4 separate regions of the Homo sapiens genome follow, and regions 1, 3 and 4 are each linked to region 2. A link is a contact called in ENCODE Hi-C or POLR2A ChIA-PET data. All regions are on one chromosome and are shown on one strand. Each heading gives the region's core, a stretch centred on a gene start or an enhancer-like site at or near the end of the contact. The rest is flanking DNA. Distances are from core to core; before and after follow the strand shown.

Region 1 (6,424 bases), core at 250-2,749, 860 kb before region 2:
ATTTATTACACAATTAGGGACTACACTTGCCATGTTATTTCAGTATTTTCAATTTCCTAGAAGGCCAGCTCTCTTCACCACCCCAAAAAACACATCTCAATAATCAGCAATATACTTTGTCAAATTCCTGTGTTTAACAGAGATGTCGGTGAAACTTTTGTTATAAATATTTCAACATTTACAAATGCACACTGAGGACAGGAAAGAGTTCAGTTAAGAAATCCCTAAGGTTCTGTCAAGACAATTACTTCACTAGATATGAAGACGATAGCAATAACTGGATTAGGAATTTAGCAATATTTAGAATCTAAGAGTAACTATATGGTGAACAATAATCACATAATTTCGAATGAACAATCCATAAAGTTGTTTCCAATTCCGTATGAATTTATGTTGCCAAGCAATGTATTTAAATTCACAGATCAATAAAATCAATAAAGCAGAATTCTTACATCAATAAAACAGAATTCTTACCTCACTACTCAGATTTTCCTAAAATCACATTACAAAATTCGTAACCGTATTTAAGCTATTTTTAAAACTGTTACATAAACGCAGTACTGTAACAAGCCGCCTTTACGTACAAAACAGTAAATAAAATCAATTTTAATGTAAAGAATATTAACGCTTCCAGAAAAAGCATTAATACCACACTGTAGTAAGAGTTTTCCTAATAAGATAGGCACTTTTTAGTCCTACAAAGTTGGGTAACAGAAACTCCGCCCTGTGAGAACGCTTCCTGAAGATTAAGGCGCCTCTGGGTGAGACACGGAAGCTAGTTCTCCTCCCGCCCCGAAAAGAAAAAAAAAAAAAAAAAGGTTCGAAACCAGGGTTGACTAACTTGGTTCTTTACTAAACCGCCAATTCGAAAAAATAAACACAAAACACACATAAAGTAAATAAAAACAGAAAAAGTGGGTGACAGACTGTGAAGCTGTCCCCAACCCTCCATGAAAGTAATAAGCCTATCGCACTCGAAGAAAAGTCCCTTGTTGAATCGTCACCAAAACAACGGAAGGTGGCTGAATAGTCCCTAGGGGACACTGTCCCTGGCGGAGGGGTCCAGGCCGCCTCCCGGAGTCCAAAATTCGCACCGAACAAGATCCTCCTGAGTCACAGAGTCACACGACCCACAACTGCAAAAGCCTGTCGACCTCGGAACCCCATTTTCCTAGAAGCCTTCCCAAGTCCAATCCCAGCCACCAGGCCACCCACGCAGACGCCTAAATACAAACGCTCCACGCCGTAAGCCAAATCCAGGCCTCCTAGTCCCAGGCCCCAACAACCGGCACCCCAACGCGACCTCGACTTCAAACCGACAAAGGATACCAGCACCACGGCTTCAGCTGCTTCTTCTTCTTGCGACCCATAACTGTGTTCTACCGGCAAAGTAAAAGGGAGGAGAAAAGAAGCAGGAGAAACGAGGCCAAAAATCCCTCACTTTCCCAACCCAACGGCTACCACCACGTCCCACAGGAAGCAGACACAAAATGGCCGACGGCCTCGTTCCCCGCTCCGCCTCCCGTCAAGCACTGCGGTAGGAGGCGGAGCCAAGAAGGGGAGGGTCACATGACGCAGACCTCCGCCCTGAGTGGGTGGGACTAAGAGGCGCGAAGAGGTGGCAGCCATCTTGTCCGTTTCAGAGTTTTTCGCTTTCGCTGGCTGTGCTTGCGGAGCACTTTGGGTTTCATTTGTAAAGGAGCCGGAGCCCCAGGTACGCTAAGGGGCATGCGAATGGAAAACAGAAAACAAAAAAACGGAAAAGATTGCCAGTGCAGTTAGGGCCGATCACAAATAAAGATAGAGACAGCGCCCAATTTTAATTTTGTTTCAATTGAACAGTAAATGTTGATTATGTGCCTATTAAATGCTAAACCAAATAAGTTAGTCTCTGCTTTGTAACTCGCAGATTGGTGACAGACGAGTACACAATGCAGAGTTCTCAGTGCGGCGTTGAGGGAAATGCGAAGTGCTGTAGGACCTCAGAGAGCGGGAGTCCTAGGGCGGCTGTAGTGGTAGTGGTCGTTGGGTTGTCAAGTAAAGTTTTGTTTTTCTTTGTTTTGTTTTATTTTTCTGAGACCAAGTCTCGCTCTGTCTCCCAGGCTGGAGTGCAGCGGCGCGATCTCTGCTCACTGCAACCTCCGTCTCCCGGGTTCAAGCGATTCTCCTACCTCAGCCTCCCGAGTAGCTGGGACTGCAGGCCCGCGCCACCAAGCCCGGCTAATTTTTGTATTTTTAGTAGAATGGGGTTTCACCATGTTAGCGAGGCTGGTCTCGAACTCCTGGGCTCAAGTGATCCGCCCGCCTCGGCCTCCCAAAGTGCTGGATTGCAGGCTTGAGCCGCTGCGCCCGACATAAGAAAGGTTTCTTGAGGAGTCAACGGGAGCAAGCAAGGTGAAGGAAAGGGTATCTCCGTAAGGGAGCAAAGAGTTTAAGTCTTTGAGGCTGGGCACGTGAAAAACTAATCGTGGTAAGACTGGAGCTGATAGCCGGGCGCGGTTGCTCACGCCAGTAATCCCAACACTATGGGCCAAGGCCGAGGCAGGCGGATCACTTGAGGTCAGGAGTTCGAGACCAGCCTGGCCGACATGGTGAAACCCTGTCTCTACTAAAAATACAAAAATTAGCCAGGCGTAGTGGCAGGCGCCTGTAACCTCAGCTACTCGGGAGAATGAGGCAGGAGAATCACTTGGACCTGGGAGGTGAAGGTTGCAGTGAGCCGAGATCTCGCCATTGCATTCCAGCCTGGGTGACAGAGTGAGACTCCGTCTCAAAAAAAAAAAAAAAAGACTGGAGCTGTCAGTGAAGGTGCTGGTCACAAGAGATAATCCTAGGGAGGCTAGCAAAGGCGGGTTCTGGCGAACCCTAGAAGCATTCTCAGAAGTTGGATTTCAGCTGAAGTCTCTGAGAAGGCACAGTGGTTCTAAGAGGGCAACTGGAGGATCATGCAAGTGAGAGGTGGTTAAAAGTCCAGTGCTTGGGTTCATAGTCCACCAGTGCCACTGCTTAGCTGCCTGACTTTGGGCAAGGCAGTTAAACTTCATCTTGGCTGCACTTAAAACAGAGCTTAGCATATAATAATAACTAGTAATGTAAATTATGTTACTATTAAAAGCAAAAAATAATAGCAGACATCCATGGAGCACCTACCGTGTGCCAAGCATTGTAGTGAGTTTTAACATTATTTGTCTCAGCCTCTGGGGTAGGAGCCATTATTGTCAACTTGTTAATAGAGATGAGATAAAAGAGACTTAAGAGAGCTGGAATAATTTGCCCCAAAACACAAAGTATGTGTGGAGCTGAATTAAATTTGAATTTTAAAGGATCAGTTTGGGCTGTGCGCAGTGGCTCACACCTGTAATCCCAGCACTGTGGGAGGCTGAGGCGGGTGGATCACCTGAGATCAGGAGTTGAAGACCAGCCTGGCCAACATGGTGAAACCCGGTCTTTACTAAAAATACCAAAAAAAAATTAGCCAGGCGTGGTGGGGCACGCCTGTAATCCCAGCTACTCCGGAGGCTGAGGCAGGAGAATCGCTTGAACCCGGGAGGCGGAGGCTGCAGTGAGCCGAGATCACTCTGCTGCACTCCAGTCCGGGCGACAGAGCAAGACTCTGTCTCAAAAAGAAAAAAAAAAAAAAAGTTCAGGCTGGGTGCAGTTGCTCAAGCCTGTAATTGCCGTGCTTTGGGAGACTGAGGCAAGAGGGTGGCTTGAGGCCAGGAGTGTGAGACCAACCTGGGCACCATAGTGAGACCATCTCTATGAAAAAATAAATTGAAAAATGAAAAAGTTTAAAACCGTATTGCAATGTGCTGAATATCCCCCCAACTGCTTGAAACGTAATCACCAATGTGATAGCATTAAGAGTTGGGACCTTTAGCAGGTGATTAAATCATGAGTAAACTGGGTGGGGGGGGATTAGTGATTTTATTAAAGTGCTGGAAGGAACTAAACTCTACTCTCTCTTGCCTCAACCAAATGAGGATGCAGCAAGAATGCCCTCATCAGACACTGAGTATTAGTGCCTTGATCTTGGATTTCCAAATTTCCAGACTATAAGAAAATATAATTCAGTGGGTGTGGTGGTGGCTCACCCCTGTAATCCCAACACTTTGGGAGGCTGAGGTAGGTGGATCACCTGAGGTCAGGAGTTCGAGACCAGCCTGGCCAACATGATGAAACCCTGTCTCTACTAAAAAATACAAAAAAAATAGCTGAGTGTGGTGGCGGGCGCCTGTAATCCCAGCTACTCTGGAGGCTGAGGCAGGAGAATCACTTGAACCCAGGAGGCGGAGGTTGTAGTGAGCCGAGATTGCGCCATTGCACTCCAGCCTGTGCAATAAGAGTGAAACTCCATCTCGGGGGAAAAAAAAGAAAGAAAAGAAATAAAATTCTGGCCAGGTGTGGTGGCTCATGCCTGTAATCCCAGCACTTTGGGAGGCCGATGTGGGTTGATCACCTGAGATCAAGAGTTCGAGACCAGCCTTGCCAACATGGCAAAATCCTGTCTCTACTGAAAATACAAAAATTAGCTGGGCATTGTGGTGGGTGCCTGTCATCCCAGCTACTCAGGAGGCTGAGACAGTAGAACCCAGGCTGAGGCTTGAACCTGGCAGGTGGAGGTTGCAGTGAGCTGAGATTGTGCCACTGTACTCCAGCCTTGGTGTCAGAGTGAGACTCCAGCTCCAAAAAAAAAAAGAAAGAAAGAAATACAATTCTGTTATTCATAAATTCCCCAGTCTGTGGTGTTTGTTACAGCACCATAAACAGATTAAAACACTTTTACTATGAAAGCAATAAGCAATAAAATATTGCTGTTAGTTGGGAGGCTTAGGCAGGCGGATCACCTGAGGTCAAGAGATTGAGACCATCCTGGCCAACATGGTGAAACCCTGTCTCTGCTAAAAATACAAAAATTAGCTGGGCCTAGTGGCGTGTGCCTGTAGTTCCAGCTACTCGGGAGGCTGAGGCAGGAGAATCGCTTGAACCTGGGAGGCAGAGGTTGCAGTGAGCCGAGATCGTGCCACTGCACTCCAGCCTGGCAACAGAGCGAGACTGCGTCTCAAAAAAAAACAAAAAAAAATTGCTGTTAGAAATTAAAGAAGGCCTGGTGCGCTAGCCCATTCCTGTAATCCCAGTACCTTGGGAGGCTGAGGTGGGAGAATCACTTGAAGCCAGAAGTTTAAGGCGAGCCTGGGCAACAAAGCAATATCCTGTCTCTATGAAAAAATTAAAAATTAGCTGGGTTTCGGTGGCCCAGGCTGGTAGTGTGCAGTGGTGCAATCGTAGCACACTGCAGCCTTGATCTCCTGGGCTCAATGGATCCTCCCACCTCAGCCCACGGAGTAGCAGGGACTACAGGGCCATGCCACCATGCCTTGCTAATTTTTGTGTTTTTTGTAGAGGTAAGGTCTCGCTTTGTTGTCCAGGCTGGTCTTGAACTCCTGGGCTCAAGTGATCCTCCTGCCTTAGCTTCTAAGTGTTAAGATTAACAAGCGTGAGCCACCATGCTGTGCCTCTCGTTGTAGTGAGTTTATAGATAAGCAAGGGGAGGAGGCTAGAATGATCCATGCGGCCATGGATTAGAGCTGGAGACACCAGAATGAACTCGTGTTTATTTTAAAATAGATACATAGAGAAATATTTATGGATATGTGTATATACTAAAGTTAGTATAGATACATATATCAGCTGAGAGGGCCTAGAAGCAATAATGTCCCATATCAAGCATACTTTGTCCAGAGATCTTGGTTTGTAATACCATTCTCCAGTAAAAGCAACCTGAGGTCCTTGGAGAAATGGTTGATTCGGACCAGGCACGGTGGCTCATGCCTGTAATCCCAGCACTTTGGGAAGCCGAAGAGGGCAGATCACGAGGTCAGGAGTTCAAGACCAGCCTGACGAACATGGGGATTCTGCTGCCTCAGACTCCCGAGTAGCTGGGACTACAGGCATGCGCCACCACGCCCGCCTAATTCTTATATTTTTAGTAGAGACAGGGTTTCACCATGTTGGCCAGGGTGGTCTCAATCTCCTGACCTTGTGATCTGCCTGCCTCAGCCTTCCAAAGTGCTGGGATTACAGGTGTGAGCCACCGCGCCCGGCCAGGGGAATTCTTTTCAACCTAGAATTCGATGTCCAATCATATCAATCTAAAATTCTATTTCTTTTTTCCCCCCTGAGATGGAGTCTTACTCTGTTGCCCAGGCTGGAGAGCAGTGGCATGATCTTGGCTCACTGCAACCTCTGCCTCCCAGGTTCAAGTGATTCTTCTGCCTCAGCCTTCTGAGTAGCTGGGATCACAGGCGTGCACCACCAGGCCTGGCTAATTTTTGTGTTTTTAATAGAGACGGGGTTTCACCATGTTGGCCAGGCTGGTCTCGAACTCCTGACCTTGTGATCCGCCTGCCTCAGCCTCCCAAAG
Region 2 (5,986 bases), core at 1,294-3,793:
CAAGAAGCCCTTGGAACACCAGTTTCCCTCTGCTCCCTTGGGAAGGCCAGTGACCCACTCCCAGCCCTCATTTTCCCTCTTAACCCAGATGGAACGGGGCAGACCTTAGATGATACCCAGCAAGAGAAACAGGGAATGTTGCCTTGCACACAGCCATGACAACTGTGGAGCCACGATTCATATGTGGTGGGAGGAAAATCCCGAGGCTCAGAGAGGTCGCTCTACTTTGCCAAGGCCACACAGCTGGCGAGCCATAAAGCTGGAATCTAAGCCCAATCCAAGGTTGTCCCCTTGAACCACATCAGGGTCCCCTCATATAATCTGCCACCACTACAAGGTGGCTCCACCTGCATCCTTGGAGGAACTGGACAAATTATATAAGTTCCCCAGAGGTTACCTAGTTTCTATTTCATTAAATCTGAGACACCTCTGATTTTACAATGCACCGTTATTTCAAGTATGCCAAGAAAAAGGCGCTGTCAAATTATAATAATCCGCAAATGTGCGACACATTCCAATTTAAGATGTTAAATGGAAAAAAAGGAAAGGAAAAAAAGAATGTGCCTTAGAATCCCAGAAAATACCATGTAAGTGTGAGTAGGGAACAGGGATTCAGTCACAGTTCCGCAGACTGTGTGTGTGCAGTGAAGGGCAGTCAACAACTCCACACAAGCACATGAGCACACACCTGCTGCTATAAAATCCTTCTTTGCTAATAACTGATGCAATCGTGCAGATAATCATACAAAAATGTGTTGGCCAGACCTGCCTTGTCAACAAGAACCCTCATTTCACCAGGAGACCATCAATTCAAGGTTGCCTAACATCAGTCAGACGAGTCAAGCATGGTGGCTCATGCCTGTAATTCCAGCACTTTGGGAGGCCAAGGTGGAAGGATTGCTTGCGCCTAGAAGTTTGAGACCAGCATGGGTGACATAGTGAGACCTCATCTCTACCAAATGAATAAATAGCCGGGAGTGGTGGTGCACCCAGCTACTCAGGCAGCTGAGGTGGGAGGATCACTTGAGCCCAGGAGGTCGAGGCTACAGTGAGCCAAGATTGTATCGCTGCACTCTAGCCTGGGCAGAAATGCGAAACCCTGTCTCAAAAAAAAAAAAAAAAAAAAAAAAAATCAGTCAAGTGGAGGCTGTCCTGCCCACCTAACCAGCCAGGCTAGGCCAGGCTAGCCAGCTTCGCCTGAGTGGAGCTATAGACCTCTGGGCAGCCAAGCTGGATGACTCTGTGGTTAACTACCAAGGGCAGTCACCCAGTGTGGCTGGGCGGTGGCACAGCCTGCACCTTTTTGTCTGGCTTTTCTCCAAATCTCCTGGGGCTTGTGGCCAGCCAGAGCCTCAGCATTTTAATAAGGCAGATGCTGGGGGCTGGCAGTGGCAGATGGGCAGCACTGCTCCAAGCCAGCTTTTCCAGCTAGGCACAGGTGGATGGACAGGCAGGCCCTGGCTGGAGGTGAAGGGCAGGTGGGCCGAGGTGTGGAGGGCCATCCTCCCCTTGGCAGGCCAGCCACAGCCTGGCAGTGTGAGCAGCCTCTGGAAGGACAGGCTAGGTACAGTCTCCCTCACTGAACCTGGGGAGAAGTCTGTTACCTCGGAAGCTGCTTGACATCTCATTCACAGACTGCCACACAAATGCTAGTCACTTCACCCCAGACCCAGAATCTGTATCTGCAGAGCCCGAGCAAGGTTTGTTAAAAACACAGAAGCTGGCTGGGTGCAGAGGCTCATGCCTGTAATCCCAGCACTTTGGGGGGCCGCGGTGGGAGGATCACCTGAGGGCAGGAATTCGAGATCAGCCTGGGTAACATAGTAACACCTCATTTCTACTTTTTTTTTAAAAAAATTAAAATTAAAATTGAAAAAAAAGATTTAAAAACCCACAGAAGCTGAGGAAGTAGAGTTTTGCTTCTCTTGCAAAGGCCCTTGAGTAATGGAGTTTTTCCGCTGCCACCTTCCTGTTTGGGCCATGACACTCCCCGGCAAGACATTCTGTTAGGTGCGAAGGTTATTAGTCACAACAATCAAACCAGCTGAAGCCTGCAGGAACTAAGAATAACAGCTCACCCCAAAGCACAGTTTTAAGTGCTTTTCATACATTTACATATTTGAGCCTTACCACGAACCCTGTGAGGGAGGTACTAGCCTCATCCTCTTACCACGAACCCTGTGAGGGAGGTACTAGCCTCATCCTCGTTTTACAGGTGGGGAAGCTGAGGCACAGAGAAATTAAATAACTTGTCTAAGATTCCACCAATAGCAAGGGGCAGAGCCAGGATCTGAACCCAGAGACAGCCTGACTCTGAAGGCATTTTGGTACTAAACTGGCCTGCCTCTCTAACCATCTAACCGTCCACGAGTGTCAACTAAGTAAAGGCCAGAACCTAGACTGGGCATCTTAAATCACCATGGCTCATTTTATTTTCACCATCACCCTGCGAGGCAGGTGCTATTATCAACCCCATTCTACCTGTTGGGCACCCCAACCCTCAGCCACCCCAAAGCAGGGGGGTGGATGAACAGGATGCCCCATCTGAATGCTGCCTGACACGCAAACACACACGTGTGTGCACACACACATATACGATCTGGGGCCCTAAACTGGACAGACTAAACCCAAAGCTGCTGCCCAAATGTGGGAGTGACTCCCTGGGGTCCTTAGGACCCCACAGAACCATGCTGCTGCCTGCCCACAGGCAGAGGGAGTGAAGAGTGAGGCCAGGGAAAGTGAAATCAGAAGGGTGAGGTCGCCTGTCCAAAGTTCCACAACTAGCGAGCAACAGAGCCAGGATCTAGACCTAGAAGTTTTCTGGCGCCCATTTTTTCTCCTTAAGGAAACAGGCATTGGGTGACAAAGCGTGGGATGCAGGTGTCTGTGTCTTAGGTAGGCATTTCTTCCAGGAAAACGAGGGAGCAGGGGGCAGGGACTTGCTGCTATTCTCGCTCCTATTCTAGGAGGGAGACTTGAGTCTGGTGCAGAGGGTAGACACCCCTCAGCTCCCTTACCCCAAGTTCACCGGAGCAGCAGCAGCTATTTGAAATGTGGGTTCCCTTTCCATGGTATCAGGCTTGCACAGCGCAGGGGGGTGGGGGGTGACCACAGATGACTAAAGAGAGAGAGCCCGCCCACTCTCCCACACTCCAGTTCTGTTTAGGCCTTCCTCTTTCTGGTACCTCAAAAGAGAAAGGCTCCCATGAGCAGAGCCACAGATATTAATAACTTCTACAGAGCTTTGTTTTCATCTGAATTAATGTTTACATTGTTGGGAAAGAACCCACTTGTCTGGGAAGATGAAGCAGGTTAGATCAATTAAAAATGTGACCAACAGTTGGAAAACTTCCCATTTCTTAAGGTCAGTCAAGAAGTGGGTTTGGAAGTGCTGGCATGACTAGCACTGGCCTGCTGGGCGGTTCTGGGCTGGAGGTCACTCAGACCCCACAGCTCTGGGCCATCACAGCCACCCCTCTGACCTTCATACGACCCTTGTAGGCTGCACGTCCTTCTGGTTGCCTATGTTCTCCTCCCCGTCTCATCTCCTTTCCAGGTCATGCGAAAAAGTGAAGAAGTAACCACCAAGGTTGTCTGGGTGCTCAGGGGGGTTCTGAGAATCTGAGCTCTTGTCATCAATGCTCTTGAGGGGGGCTCAGCTCCTGAAGCACCAAGACGCTCGGGACCCCTCTGAGCAAGGCCAGCTGGGCGCCCCCAGCATCCACTCAGCCTTGAATGGGGTCCACAGAAGCTGGCCAATGACAAATTCCATTCAATTAACAGTATTATGATGAAGCTGCAAACACTTGGGGAAGGACTGCCATGTGTAGTCAGACACTTGGCATGAGATAATGAGAAAATAGCTCCAAATGAAAACAGATAAGGGTGCAGTCCAGGCTTCTGGGGGCACCTTCTCTGCAGCCTGCCACCCAGTGTGGGCTCCAGATCATGGTGCTTGGAACCGTGGTCAGGCCCAAAGCTACAAATCCTCCCAGGATAACATGTGCTGGCCAGGAGAGGTAGCCAAGACACCCTGCTGAAGCCCCACCCACCAAAAACTCAGAGGGCACCCCAACCTTCAGCCACCCCATAGCAGGGGGGTGGATGAACAGGATGCCCCATCCGAATGCCGCATGACACGCAAACACACGTGTGTGTACACACATATATATGATCTGGGGCCCTAACCTGGACAGACTAAACCCAAAGTTGCTGCTCAAATGTGGGAGTGACTCCCTGGGGTCCTTAGGACCCCATAGAACTGTGCTGCTGCCTGCCACAGGCAGAGGGAGTGAAGAGGGAGGCCAGGGAACCCTTGAGGATCAGACAAGAGATGAGGAGACAGCCTGGGTGACACAGGCCAGAGTACGGAAAACACGGGCAGGCTGCTGGCTGCTTTATGAGCCTTGAGAGCAGGACCTGTCCCTACCCGACAGGAGCTGACCCGTGGGAACAGCAGGCAGGCCCAGGCAGCTGTCAGAGACACAGCTGTATGCACATCGCCGGCGTGCCCTTTGCTGGTTTGATTCGTGTGGTGGCAACAGCATAGTCTGGCAGGAAATGTTTCCACGTTCACATGGACAGGCTCGTCTGACCCAACTCAAGCTGAGGGCAGGGAAGTCTGTGGCAGCAGTGGCCACAGAAGCCTGTCCTCCAGAAATGCCTCAATGCCCAAATCCCCTCGACGCGGAGGCTCTGAGAAGGGCAGAGCAATGGAAGGCAGCTCGTGCCTGTGGATTTCTAGTCTCACTTGTACTGTCAGTCCCCTCTCCTCCTCCTCCTGGGATTCTGGGTTGTCACAGCATTGGGTGGTCCCCCATCTCTCTGAGCTTGTCCCCTGTCCCCCCAGCCCTGGCTTGCTCTCCAATCACATCCTGTCTTGTAGTTCTGTGGACAGACATAGCATGCCAGCCACCGTCCCACCTCAGGGCCCTTGCAGTTCCTCTTTTCTCTGCCTGAACCTCTTTCGTTTGGATGTCACCTTCTCAGTGAGGACTTCCCTGTCTGACTCTGAAACCCAGCACTCCCTCCCCTTCCCTGCTCTTCCTCCTGCCAACTCCCATACTCCGTGTTTTACTGCTCTACCTGCCTCACTACCATCCTGCGAGCTCCTTGAAGGCAGGGGTTCTCGTCTGTTTTGTTCACTGCTGTATCTCCAGTGCCCAGCACAGAATCTGGCACAAAGTAGGCAACGAAGAATCTGGTGAATGAATTCAGTACCACTTGCCCTGTACTGGGAAATGTGCTGGGGGCTGAGCAAACAGAAATGGGGAAGCCTCCGTGTCCTGAAACGCCTCCTGGTGAGGGAGACTGTGGTACCATTCAGGGGCAAAGATCGTACGACATCCAGTAAGGCACCAGGTGGGACTGCCAAATAGGCAGGCCTGTCTTGTGGTGCCTAATTGGTATGGATGGGACCACCCAATAATCCAGCCATGAGACCTGAGATGAAGTAACTGGGCATTGATCTTCGAGGCCAGTGTTTGAAGCCATAGGTGCCCAGTTCCTGAGTCAAGAGCCAGCAGAGCTGACCCAGAGGAAGACAGAGTCCAGCCCCAGGGGTTCTGTATGCCTGGCAAGGCCAGGGCACTGTGCCCCACTGCTAACACCAGACAGCAGGCACGAACAGATAAAGATGCTTCAGCTGGGTGTGGTGGCTCATGCCTGTAGTCCCAGCGCTTTGGGAAGGTGAGGCAGGCAGAACCCTTGAGCCCAGGAGTTTAAGACCAGCCTGGACAACATGGCAAAACCCCATCTCTACAAAAACAAAAACAAAAATTAGCCAGATGCAGGGTGGCACACACCTGTAGTCCCAGCTGAGACTGAGGTGGGAAGATTGCTTGAGCCTGGGAGGGTGGGAGGCTGCAGTGAGCCCTGATCACACCACTTGACTCCAGCTTGGGCCATAGAGCAAGACCCTGTCTCAACTCAATTAAAAAAAAAAAAGATGCTTCCTTTTCAAACACAATGAGCCCTGTGCCAGGAA
Region 3 (5,727 bases), core at 180-2,679, 510 kb before region 2:
GCTTTCTGCTTTGCTTTTTAATCAGCCATTTACCAGCAACTGTTGCACTAGCCCGTCAGCACTCGAAGAATAAAAACAAACACACAGGACCAGGTAAAGTTCCCCTACTAACCAAAATGATCCGTTTCCTTAACACAATTTAAAAACCACAGCTAGGGGTGTGAACACAGGCATGTTTTTCTGTGTGTCTGTGTGCCACAATCTGTACAAATCCTTAATTCCCTTTTAAGGAACAGATATATAATGAAAATCCGAAAGGAAACACATTAGAAATGCAAAGAGGTTTGCAAAACAAGAGGCTTCTTTCATTCCAGAAAACCACACCAAAACAAGGGGAGAAAAATGAATGCAATGGATATGTGTTTGCCAAAGTTTCAATCCTGCCCGGTGGAGACACTGCACTGGCACAAATTTTGAGGAGAAAAAAAGGGAGTTGGGGGGACGGGGAGCAAGCGAGTGCGGCCTGCAACAATGCAATCTCCATTTTGAACAATGTGCTTCTTTCCTCTTATAAATCTAGTTTTTTGCCACTTGATGTGCCCTCCCATTTCCCCTCTAAAGTTTAGGGGTCGGCGGGGTTGGCGGGAGATCGGAGCGGGATGCACAGCACATAAGTGAGCAAGGGGGGAGGGGAGAGGAGGTGGGGAATGAGTCTGCAGCAACTGCGCTGGGTGGGTACCTGGAGTGCTGCTGAAGCTGCTTTCCGTGGAGTAACTGGCGTCCTCGTCGTCATCTTCCAGCTCCTCCGGATAATCGGAGTCATCGTCGTCCTCCTCCATGTCATCCTCCTAGTTGTCCTCAGACTCCTGGGTCTCCTCGGCATCGCCGCCCCCCTCCTCTTACTCCTCCTCCTCGCTCTCGTAGTCATCATACACCACTCTGTTGACAGCCCTCCGGGCTGCGGTGGTCCGGGCTAGGTGGCTGCCCCCGCGCCCCCGCCGGGCCCGTGCGCTGGTGCCGGCGCGGGGCGGGCCGGCGGCGGTGGCTTCCTCCGGCTACTGCTGCCCACCCTGGGCGAGCTCAGCCGCGTCTTGGGCGCCACCTCAGCCTGGCGGCTGCCCACCTGCCCCGGCTACTACCGCGTATCGGCGAGGGGAGCCCCCGATGGGTCCGGACGTGGGCGGCGGCGGCGGCGGGGCCGGGGCGCAGCGCTCCGCAGCGGGAGCCGCGGGCTGCTTGGTCGGCCTGCCCCGCCGGCCCCTCTTGTTGGAGCCCAGGCGGCGGGAGAAGGGAAAGCTGACGGGGAGGGCCGGGCGCAGTGGCGGCGGTGGGGAGCGCCGGGGCCGGGTTGGGAGGCCCGAGGGGCTGGGCGGGAGGGGCCCGGCCGGCGGAAGCGAGTGGAGGGAGAAGGCTCAACCGAATTGCTGGGGCCCCACTCAAGATCGCCTTCAACCGCCACCTTGTTTCTTCCCTCTACAGGAGCGCGGTCACGTGAGGTGCGCCGCCGCCCAGCCTGGGAAGGGGGCGAGGTGGCGCGGCGGCCGCTAGGGGGAGCGCGGGAGCATTGAGTCGGGGGCGGAGAGCTCGGGGCGCCTGGACTTGGCGCAGCACGGCGCTCCGGGTGCGGGTGGCGCGGCTGAAAGAGGCCCGCAGCTCCTGACAAGCCCCGCGTCTAAGGCCTTCGGAGACCACAGTCTCCGCGGACCCCTGGCTGGAGCCCAAAGCCTGCCGGGTCTCCTTCCCGCGACTCCCCTTCCGCGGCTCGGAGAGGAAGGCAGGAGAGCCCCCAAATATCGTTCCCCTCCCGCCCTCTAGGGAAACTGAGGCTGAAAGAGGCAGCGAGAGAAAGAAAAAAAAAGTCGCGGAGGGGGGCGGCCCGAGCGACCTAAGGGACGGGGCAGCGCCAGCGACCGAGGAAAATTAGTCGGGGTGGGGTACAGGGAGACAAGCCCCCAGAATTTAGGAAACTCCGAAGCTTGGAAGTGGAGTCCTGAATTGACTCCGATGACAACTGCTCCGGATCTGTGCCAGGAGCCACACCCCGGGCTGCCACGCCTGGAGGGAGGGGGGTCCCTAAGACCTGTTGCATGGGATCCCCACTCGGAAAGCCTCAGTAAACTCCAGAATGCAACTACTGCATGTTCCAATCTCCCGCCACCTTCCCAGTGTCCCAGCTAGGAGCCTGACCACCTTAGCAAGAACTTACCTCTCCTTTGCAGTGGAAAAGAGGGAATCCTGCCTAAAACCTACTTCACGGTGTTACAGGTCTGTATTATCGGGAAATAACCTTAATTTATTTACCTGACAAATCACTAGGTTTGAGCTCAGCCCAGGGGACGAATCATGGTGACAGTTCAGGCACCCTCAAACCTTATCACAGGGACTCAACCCTGAGTGGTTGAGGTCAGTTCTTCAGATAAGAGAAAGGTTTGCCGGGCACAGTGGCTGACGCCTGTAATCCCAGCACTTTGGGAGGCCGAGGCGGGCGGATCACAAGGTCAGGAGTTCGAGACCATCCTGGCTAGCACAGTGAAACCCCATCTCTACTAAAAATACAAAAAAAATTAGCCGGGCGTAGGTGGTGCACGCCTGTAGTCCCAGCTACTCGGGAGGCTGAGGCAGGAGAATGGCGTAAAATCCGGGAGGCGGAGGTTGCAGTGAACCGAGATCGCGCCACTGCACTCCAGCCTGGGAGACAGAGCGAGACTCCGTCTCAAAAAAAAAAAAAAAAAAAAAAAAAAAAAAAGAAAAAGAAAGGTTTCGTAAACATATGTTAATATTTATTGAGATAAGTGACAACCAAAAAGTAATTTAAACAAAAATACTTGGCCGGGCGCGATAGCTCATGCCTGCAATCCCAGCCCTTTGAGAAGCCAAAGCCGGACGATTGCTTGAGGTCAAGAGTTTGAGACTAGCCTGGGCAACATAGCAGGACCTCGTCTCTAGAAAAAAATTGAAAAATTAGCCGGGCATGGTGGTGCGCACCTGTGGTCCCAGCTACGCCAGAGGGTGAGGGGGCAGGATCGCTTGAGCCTGGGAGGTGGATGTTGCACTGAGCCATGATTGCACCTCTGCACTCCAGCCTGAGTGACAGAGCAAGACCCTGTCTCAAAATTTTTAAAAAAGAAAGAAAAATACCTAATAGGAGATGGCTTATTTCAATCTAGTTAGGAAAATGGAACACATATGTGAAATGAAAATTAAAATACAAGCACTAATTGCCAAATACATGCATTCAATACAGTTTGGTTGAGCTCTAAGGGTGGCAAATGTGTGTTATGTCTTCAGGGACTAGGTAAGTAATGTAAGTCAATAAAGTAGACAAGGTGAAGACCTAGGCCAATGGAAATGCTCATATTTTGTTTGAAGAGGGTGGCCAGGTGTGGTGGCTCAGACCTGTAATCCCAGCACTTTAGGAAGCCAGGTGGGTGGATCACTTGAGCCCAGAAGTTCGAGGTTAGCCTGGCCAACATAGTGAAACCCCATCTCTACTTAAAACACAAAAATTAGCCGGGCATGGTGGCATGTGCCCATAGTCCTAGCTACTCAGGAGGCTGAGGCAGGAGAATCGCTTGAACCTGGAAGGCGGAGGTTGTGGTGAGCGGAGACCATGCCACTGCACTCCAGCCTGGGCAACAGAGCGAGACTCCTTCACCACCCCCTCCCCCCCACCAAAAAAAAGAGAAAAGTTAAACAAAATAGACCAAAAAAACCCAACTCTTCTTTGAATGGATTAGCAGGTATTTGCTGTTTTGCTCCTTTATGCTTTAATGAATTTATCTTTCTGTGGCTTCAAGAAGAAAAATGTTAAGTCAGTGAATACTGTATAGGTTGAGCATCCTTACCTAAAATGCTTTGGATCAGAAGTGTTTTGGGCATTTTTGGAATATTTGCATTCTACTTACCAGTTGATCATTTCTAATCTGAAAATCTGAAATGCTCTAATGAGCATTTCCTTTGAACAGCATGTTGACACTCAAAAACTTTTGGACCTTGGAGCATTTTGGATTTCAGATTTTCAGAATAAGGGTACTCCACCAGTATCCTTTTATCTATGATTTAATATAGCCCTTCTTTCTTCAGAATTACTGAGTGACTCATTCCTGTAATGCTGCTGAATTTTTATTCATTTACTACCTTAACAATAATATTTAACATTTATTGATCACTAATGTGCCCAGGCACTATGGTAGATGCCTCATCATTATACTTTTAAGTCTTATAGTGGCACACAGGCAGGTTTTATTATATCCTCATTTTACAAGTGAGATAAATAAAATGTCTTAGAGACTCAGAGAGGTTGTGTTTTGTCCATGTCCACATATCTTCTAAGCACATTAGCCTATTTAAAGCCAGATCTCTCCAAAAGCCCAGTTTTTTCAGTTCCCTCAGTTTGCCATTGAGGAAACAGGAAAATCAGACTCACTGTCATCAATTGCCTCACACATACTCTTGAATTGCTTTTGAGTGGGAACAGAAATACCATTATGTGTGTTCCTCTACATCTAGTCCTAGACATTAATTTGCCTTGTTTCTTTTAAGTTAGTGACCATCTCTGTTGAAGTCTTTAAATCCATTAAAAGTGAATGGAACCTTAGGAGAGTTTTAGGCTGGAGAGGAAGCTCTTCTCTTCATTTTGGGCTTCGATTGTCCCGAAGAAAAGGGATGAGATATTATTTGAGATAACTCCTTCAAGAACCAGAACTTAGCAAAGCGTTTACACCAGTTTGATGGAAATATTTCTAAACTATATTATAAAATTAGCCAGGTATGGTGGCACATGTCTGTAGTCCTAGCTACTTGGGAGGCTGAGGCAGGAGAATTGCTTGAACCTAGGAGTCTGAGTACGCAGTGAGCCATGATGGTGCCACTGCACTCTAGCCTGGGTGACAAAGTGAGACCCTGTCTCTAAAATACATTTATTTTATTCTAAAATAATTCTAGGCTGGGTGCAGTGGCTCATGCCTATAATCCCAGCACTTTAGGAGGCCGAGGTGGGCAGATCACAAGGTCAGGAGATCAAGAACATGTTGGCCAAATCCATCTCTACTAAAAATACAAAAATTAGCTGGGCATGGTGGCACATGCCTGTAGTCCCAGCTACTCTGGAGGCTGAGGCAGGAGAATCGCTTGAACCCGGGAGGCCAGGGGTTGCAGTGAGCCGAGATCGCGCCACTGCACTCCAGCCTGAGTGACAAGAGCAAAACTCCATCTCAATAAATAATTAAAATAAAATAATTCTAAATACATTCGGCTCATCATATTGTTACATTGATGATCTTAAAGTTGATTGAGATGTAGCTGAAACTGGCTTCCACAAAGTACTCTCATATGGTTCTGAATTTTGAGGTCATCTTTCTCTGTATCAAGTTTTTTAGATGTCCTTTCTCAGAGTAAATCAAGTTTGAGTAAGACCTGCAGGGATCTCTTGTGAGCACATATATTGAGTTTTAGTGCATAAGCTTTAACTTTTCACTGGGTAGATGAAACTGTCAGAAAAGTGGCATTATGTCTAACATATAAAGTATTTCCCCATTTTTAAACAGAGAAGATACAGAAAATGAAAATGAAAATAAAATTTGGTACTACAGCACAAAGGTCCAGCTTGCAGAATTAATTGACTGTCTAGACAAAGATTATTGGGAAGCAGAACTCTGCAAAATTCTGGAAGAAATGCATGAAGAAATCCGACACATGGACATAACTGAAGACCTGACCGATAAGGCTCAGGGCAGTAACAAATCCTTTCTGGTGACAGCTAATGGTGAGAGGGTCATTTTCTCATTT
Region 4 (5,624 bases), core at 424-2,923, 670 kb after region 2:
CTTGCCTTCCATCAGACTAAGAAAACAAAGTTGAATGAGACCAAGATTCATGTCCTGGTTTTATGGAAGTTTTCCTTGTAATTTTACTTATTTATTTATTTATTTTTATTTTTATAGACATAGGGTCTTGCTATGTTACCCAGGTTGGTCTCTAACTCCTAGGCTCAAGGAATCCTCCCACCTCAGCCTCCTGAATTGCTGGGACCACAGGAGGGCGCCACCACCCGCGGCTAATTTTTTTTTTAAATCTTTTTGTAGAGAGGAGGTCTCCTCATGTTGCAAAGGCTGGTCTCAAACTCCTGGGCTCAAGCAATCCTCCTGCCTTAGCTTCCCAAGATTACTGGTGTGAGCCACCATGCCCTGCCCATAAGGTTTTATTACATACAGTCACACCTATTGTGACAGATACCTTCCGGTCTGGCAAGCCCAAGCCCAGCTTATTCACTACGGTCCTTACAGATAACACTTGCCAACACCCTTCTTGGACTTGTGCCAGAATTGCTGTCCTGCTGGTCATCTCTTGGGCCTCTCTCTTGGATCCCCCATTCGTCCACGAGCTTCTGGGTGGTGACACCTGGGTTTTGTTGTTGTTTTTTGAGACCGAGTCTCGCTTTGTTGCCCAGGTTGGAGTGCAGTGGCACAATCTTGGCTCACTGCAACCTCTGCCTCCCGGTTCAAGCAATTATCCTGCCTCAGCCCTCGAGTAGCTGGGATTACAGGCGCCCACCACCACACCCGGCTAATTTTTGTATTTTTAGTAGAGATGAGGTTTCACCAGGTTGGCCATGGCTGCTCTTGAACTTCTGACCTCAGTGATCCACCCGTCTCGGCCTCCCAAAGTGCTGGGATTACAGGCGTGAGCCACTGCTCCCCGCTGACACCTGGGTCTTAGTAAATTCCCCTAAGGCCTGCTCTGCTCTTAAGGACCAGGGCTTTTGTCATCAGATCTGGGCTCAAATTCTGCGGCTTGGAAAAGTCGATTCGCTATTTTTTAAAATTTTTAATTTAAAAAAAAGTATTTTTTATTTAGAGACAGGGTCTCGCTCTGTCGCCCAGGCTGGAGTGCAGTGGCTCCATTACAGCTCACTGCAGCCTCGGCCCCCGGGCTCAAGCGATCCACTGGGACCACAGGCGTGCTCCACTACGTGTTGCTAGTAGTAGCAGTAGTAGTAGTAGTAATAGTAATAGTAGTAGTATTTTTGGTGAGAGAGGGTTTCGCCGTGTTGCCCAGGCTGGGTCTCGAACTCCAGAGCTCAAGGGATCCGCCCGCCTCGGCCTCCCAAAGTGCTGGGACTGCAGGCGTGAGCCACCGCGCCCGGCCGATTCCCCCCTTTATCCCTCAATTTCCTCATCTGAGCAATGGAGATACAGGTAGGGCTGAAGGTCAGGCAAGAATGCGATGAGCTGTGAGAAGCACTTGGCAAGGTGCGGGTTATCAACCTTGCCAGGCCTCAGCACGTTTCCCAAGGAGGCCCAACCAGCGGCGCTGTGCCGCAGCACGGAAGAGGCGGGGTGAGCCGCGGGGCGGGCGGCGCTGGGACCCGGACGCCACCCGCGCGAGGCGCCGCCGTGCGCCCGTCAATCAAGGTCGTCGTGGGGCATGGGGCGGCGGGGCTGGGCGGTGCTTCCGCCTGCGCGAGGCCGCGCCGGGCCGCTTGGAGGCGCCCGGTGCAGTCGGGAACCCGCGCTAGGTTTCGCCGGCCGCGCGGCCAGATGAGGGGGGCGATGGAGCTGGAGCCTGAGCTGCTGTTGCAGGAGGCCCGCGAGAACGTGGAGGCAGCGCAGAGCTACCGGCGGGAGCTGGGTCACCGGCTTGAGGGGCTGCGTGAGGCGCGGAGGCAGGTCGGAGGGCCACACCCACAGGGGCGCTGTGGGCCCGGGGGTGGCGCGGATGCCGGGCGAAGGCTGGGAGGGCTTTGAGGGGTGGGACTGTCCGAAAACTCTGGAGTAGGGAAGAGGCATTCATTTGAAAGGAGACCTAATGGAGTCTGGGAACGGGGAAGGTGGGAGTTGGGGAGGTCGTAAGGGGAAGTTTTGGGGGTGGAGGGAGGGTGTGAGGAGCGTTCACTAAACTGTGGGGCAGCGATGGGAGTAGCGGTGGCCTCCGAAGTTTGGGAGAGTGAGGGACCAGAGCAGAATCCGAGGGGGTCATGCGGGTAGTGATGAGTCGGGGGAGGAGGAGACTGGTAAAAAACCTGCGGTGGGTAGGCGGGGAGGCATTGATTTTAGAGAGCCTGAGGAAGAGGTGGGACAGTGACCTGGGAGAGCTGAAAGTGGAGACAAAATGGATATTGGAAGGGGAGGACTAAGGGGCGAGAGTGAGGGAGAGGTAGGGATTGAGAAGCAGTAGCATTTGACAATAAATGCGGTTAATGCCTGAATAATATGTCATACGATCTTGAATGCTTTTTAAAAAATCATTTAGAGTAATCCTGTTCTAGAAGGTTTAAAATTTAAGGTGAAGGTGAAGCTATGTTGGAAGAGCAGAAGGAAAATGATTTCCTTTTCCTTGAGAGAGGGAATACAAAGGTATAGAGAAATGGAAAAATAGATTTTAAGAGAGGAGTGCTGAAAGGAAAAGCTAAATATAATTTCAAGTGGTGCAGTTATCTGTTTCACAGGGCAAGAGTTATCAAAGATACAGGAAAGCCATATGGTTTCTCTATACCCTCGAATATATATAGAAAAAGATATAACCCGCTGCCAATTGGCGATAGGACGGATAATCTTCAGAGTACTATTAACGCAACTGCTTAATAAGTGCTTTTTGAGTGAGTGGGATTCCATCTGAATTTCTCTGGGTCATACTTGATATTAATCTAGTTGGTCGTCTTAGCACTTCCTTGCTGCATATAACCTGAAAATGGTAGAAAAGTGCTGTGCTAACAGTGTCTTTGGATATTCTCATCATTAACGACTCAACATGTTTTGGGTTTTATATATATATATAAAACATATACAAACATATATAAGTATGTATATATATAATCTGTTTTTTTTGAGACGGAGTCTGGCTGTGTCGCTCAGGGTGGAGTGCAGTGGCACTATCTCGGCTCACTGCAACAACCTCCGCCTCCCGGGTTCAAGCGATTCTCCTGCCTCAGCCTCCTGAGTAGCTGGGATTACAAGTCTGCGCCACCACACCCGGCTAATTTTTGTATTTTTAGTAGAGAGGAGGTTTCACCAGGTTGGCCAGGATGATCTTGAACTCCTGACCTCGTGATCCACCTGCCTCAGCCTCCCAAAGTGCTGGGATACAGACGTGAGCCACCGCGCCCGGCCGGGTTTTATATATTTAAAAATATTTGTAAAGCCAGTGTAGGCCAGACATCATTTGCATTTTAGTGGCGAAACCGGAAGCAGAATCTAGATATGATTATGCTGATTTGGTGAATACTTTTCAAGGCCTTTCAATGCACTCATCTCTATTTCTCTTTGAAAATATCTGCATTATTCCTTCTGCTATTTTGAAATAGGGACTCTAGATGTAAGACATTGTATGAAAAGAAAGATATTAAAATACCATCTAACATTTCAGTCAGTTAAGATGTATTCTATATGACCATGATTATTGTTTTTGTATTAGCAATTAAGAATCAGAGTTGACACTAAATGAGTGAGTTTAGCACCTGGGAGTAATTAATTTCTCTTGATATTGGATGCATTAAAAAAAATCGTGATTACACCCTAGATGGTTCAGTATTCAATTTTCAAACCTGTATTTTTTCAATTTTATATCCAACAATTTAAATACAGGACATGCTTTTCTGTGGTTTAGTTTATTATGAGCTTTGTTTTGTTTTGTTTTTGAGGCCCATTGTCTTGGGCTTCAGACAGAAAACACTAAATGAACATCGATCACAATTAGGTTCCTGATGACATTGCCTTCTGACTAGACTGAGTAATAATGTAGTTCTCTTTTGTGAGTGTGAGTCTCTTTTGGGAATGTGTTTTGTGCCAGTGGCAGTTACAACAGCATCTCTCGAAGCTAACTCTAGTGGATTGTGCATGTTTGGGTTTGTGGCATAAGTCCTCTGTCAACTTGCATTTTAAGGAAGGTCTATGGTACAAAAATATTATCAAAGTAAGCAGCTGCTTTTGTTTGGTGGTTTGGATATTTTTAGGGTTCCAGTCATTTTCAGAATAACTGTAAAATATATGGCACTTTAGTCAAGGATTTTGCATGGGAGAAGCATGAGAAGAGCAGAGAGGAAGGGATGCCACCTGTCGTCTGTATTTTTTACTTGCTGATTTTATATCTTTTTGGCAGATGATTTCTTTTCTTTTTTTTTTTTTTTTTTTGGCGGGGGTGCGGACAGGGTTTTGTTACGTTTCCCAGGCTGGTCTCCAACTCCTGGGCTCAAAAGATCCTCCCACCTCTGCCTTCCGGTGATGGAATTACAGGTGTGAGCCACTGTGCTGCCTGGCATGTGACTTTTTTTATTGAGATATAATTCACACACCGTAAAAGTCATGCCTTAAAGTTTACAATTCAGTGGTTTTTAGTATATTCATAGAGTTGTCCAACCATCACCAGTGTCTAATTCAAGTATATATTCATCACCCCCAAAAGAACTCCTTAGCTGTCACTCCCATACCCCCTGGCAACCACAAAACTACTTTGTCTCTATGGATTTGCCTATTCTGGTCATTTCATATAAATGAACTCATACAGTATGTAGCCCCTTGTGACTGACTTCTTTGACTTAGAATAATGTTTCAAGGTTCATTGATGTGGTAGCATGTAACAGTACTTCAAACCTTTTTATGGCTGAATAATTGTTATGTGGATATACCACATTTTATTTATCCATTCATCAATTAATGGACATTTGGATTATTTCCACTTTTGACTATTATGAATAATGCTTCTGTAAAGAATTTGTAGACAACTTTTTGTGTGGACATGTTTTCAGTTGTTTTAGAATATAGCTAGGAATTGGTGGATCACATGGTAACTTTTTGTTTAACCTTTTCAGAAACTCTTGGCATACTTTTTTTCCTTTTTTCTTTTTTTTTTTTTTTGAGAAAGGACCTCACTCTGTCACCCAGGCTGGAGTGCAGTGGCACAATCTCAGCTCACTGCAAGCTCTGCCTCTCAGGCTCAAGTGATCCTCCCATCTCAGTGTGCCGAGTAGCTGGGACTACAGGCACGTGCCATCACCCCTGGCTAATTTTTTGTATTTTTGGTAGAGATGGGGTTTTGCCATGTTGTCCAGCCTCCTGGGCTCAGATGAACACCCACTTTGGCCTCCCAAAGTGTTAGGATTACAGGCTTGAGCCACCGCACCCAGCCTCTTTTTTTTTTTTGAGCCAGAGTCTTGCTCTGTCACCCAAGCTGGAGTGCAGTGGCATGATCAGAACTCACTGCAGCCTCGACTTCCTAGGCTCAAGCCATCCTCCTGTCTCAGATCCCCAAGTAGCTGGGGCTATAGGTACACACCACCACACCTGCCTAATTTTGTTTAATTTTTTTTAGTAGAGATGATGTCTTCCTGTGTTTCCCAGACAGTTTCTTCCTTTTTTTTTTTTTTTTTTTTTGAGAGAGTCTCGCTCTTTTGCCCAGGCTGGAGTGAAGTGGCACAATCTTGGCTCATTGCAACCTTCAGCTCACTGCAACCTTA

The links. Hi-C counts contacts between places; a loop is a spot of excess contacts on that map. ChIA-PET counts read pairs that join two places held with the same protein, here RNA polymerase II (POLR2A). Pooled maps may share reads with other maps.
Region 1: a loop to region 2 is called in a pooled map, with 6 times the contacts of the local background. The contact joins the promoter of ZNF207 here to the enhancer-like site in region 2. A Hi-C loop is called at or near these places in 1 of 168 maps with a recorded cell type or tissue (naive thymus-derived CD4-positive, alpha-beta T cell) and 7 of 50 pooled maps. POLR2A ChIA-PET finds 5 or more read pairs at or near these places in 3 of 52 experiments (GM12878 and activated T-cell).
Region 3: a loop to region 2 is called in a pooled map, with 4 times the contacts of the local background. The contact joins the promoter of LRRC37B here to the enhancer-like site in region 2. A Hi-C loop is called at or near these places in 5 of 50 pooled maps. POLR2A ChIA-PET finds 5 or more read pairs at or near these places in 3 of 52 experiments (CD4-positive, alpha-beta T cell, Panc1 and WTC11).
Region 4: a loop to region 2 is called in a map of CD8-positive, alpha-beta T cell, with 5 times the contacts of the local background. The contact joins the promoter of CRLF3 here to the enhancer-like site in region 2. A Hi-C loop is called at or near these places in 2 of 168 maps with a recorded cell type or tissue (CD8-positive, alpha-beta T cell and naive thymus-derived CD4-positive, alpha-beta T cell), 3 of 37 single-sample maps with no recorded cell type and 11 of 50 pooled maps. POLR2A ChIA-PET finds 5 or more read pairs at or near these places in 3 of 52 experiments (activated CD4-positive, alpha-beta T cell, activated T-cell and naive thymus-derived CD4-positive, alpha-beta T cell).

What each region holds. Positions count from the first base shown.
Region 1 is chr17:32,345,232-32,351,655 of GRCh38, reverse strand. ZNF207 (zinc finger protein 207) reads right to left here and starts at 1,499. Exons shown (of 12, transcript NM_001098507.2): 1 at 1,330-1,499. The coding sequence starts at 1,370. It overlaps MIR632 (microRNA 632), which reads right to left and starts at 1,547; the gene lies at 1,454-1,547. It also overlaps a transcript of C17orf75 not described here. RefSeq lists enhancers at 1,410-1,759, 1,930-2,049 and a silencer at 5,058-5,239.
Region 2 is chr17:31,490,513-31,496,498 of GRCh38, reverse strand. The region is part of intron 3 of RAB11FIP4 (RAB11 family interacting protein 4); the gene reads right to left. Among named protein-coding and RNA genes, the nearest start is that of MIR4724, 41 kb to the left of the region's middle. Within about 2 kb of position 2,543, at least 16 of the 41 ENCODE cell types and tissues checked have a DNase peak (open chromatin) inside an H3K27ac peak, as active enhancers do; they include CD4-positive, alpha-beta T cell, CD8-positive, alpha-beta T cell and GM12878, where a contact is called at or near this core.
Region 3 is chr17:32,003,085-32,008,811 of GRCh38, reverse strand. LRRC37B (leucine rich repeat containing 37B) reads right to left here and starts at 1,429. Exons shown (of 15, transcript NM_001321350.2): 1 at 680-1,429. LOC124903972 reads left to right here and starts at 1,105. Exons shown (of 4, transcript XM_047437248.1): 1 at 1,105-1,436; 2 at 2,107-2,205; 3 at 5,487-5,704. The coding sequence starts at 1,105. RefSeq lists silencers at 1,024-1,373, 1,414-1,463 and an enhancer at 1,506-2,428.
Region 4 is chr17:30,820,741-30,826,364 of GRCh38, reverse strand. CRLF3 (cytokine receptor like factor 3) reads left to right here and starts at 1,673. Exons shown (of 8, transcript NM_015986.4): 1 at 1,673-1,842. The coding sequence starts at 1,714. RefSeq lists an enhancer at 1,380-1,674 and a silencer at 1,382-1,761.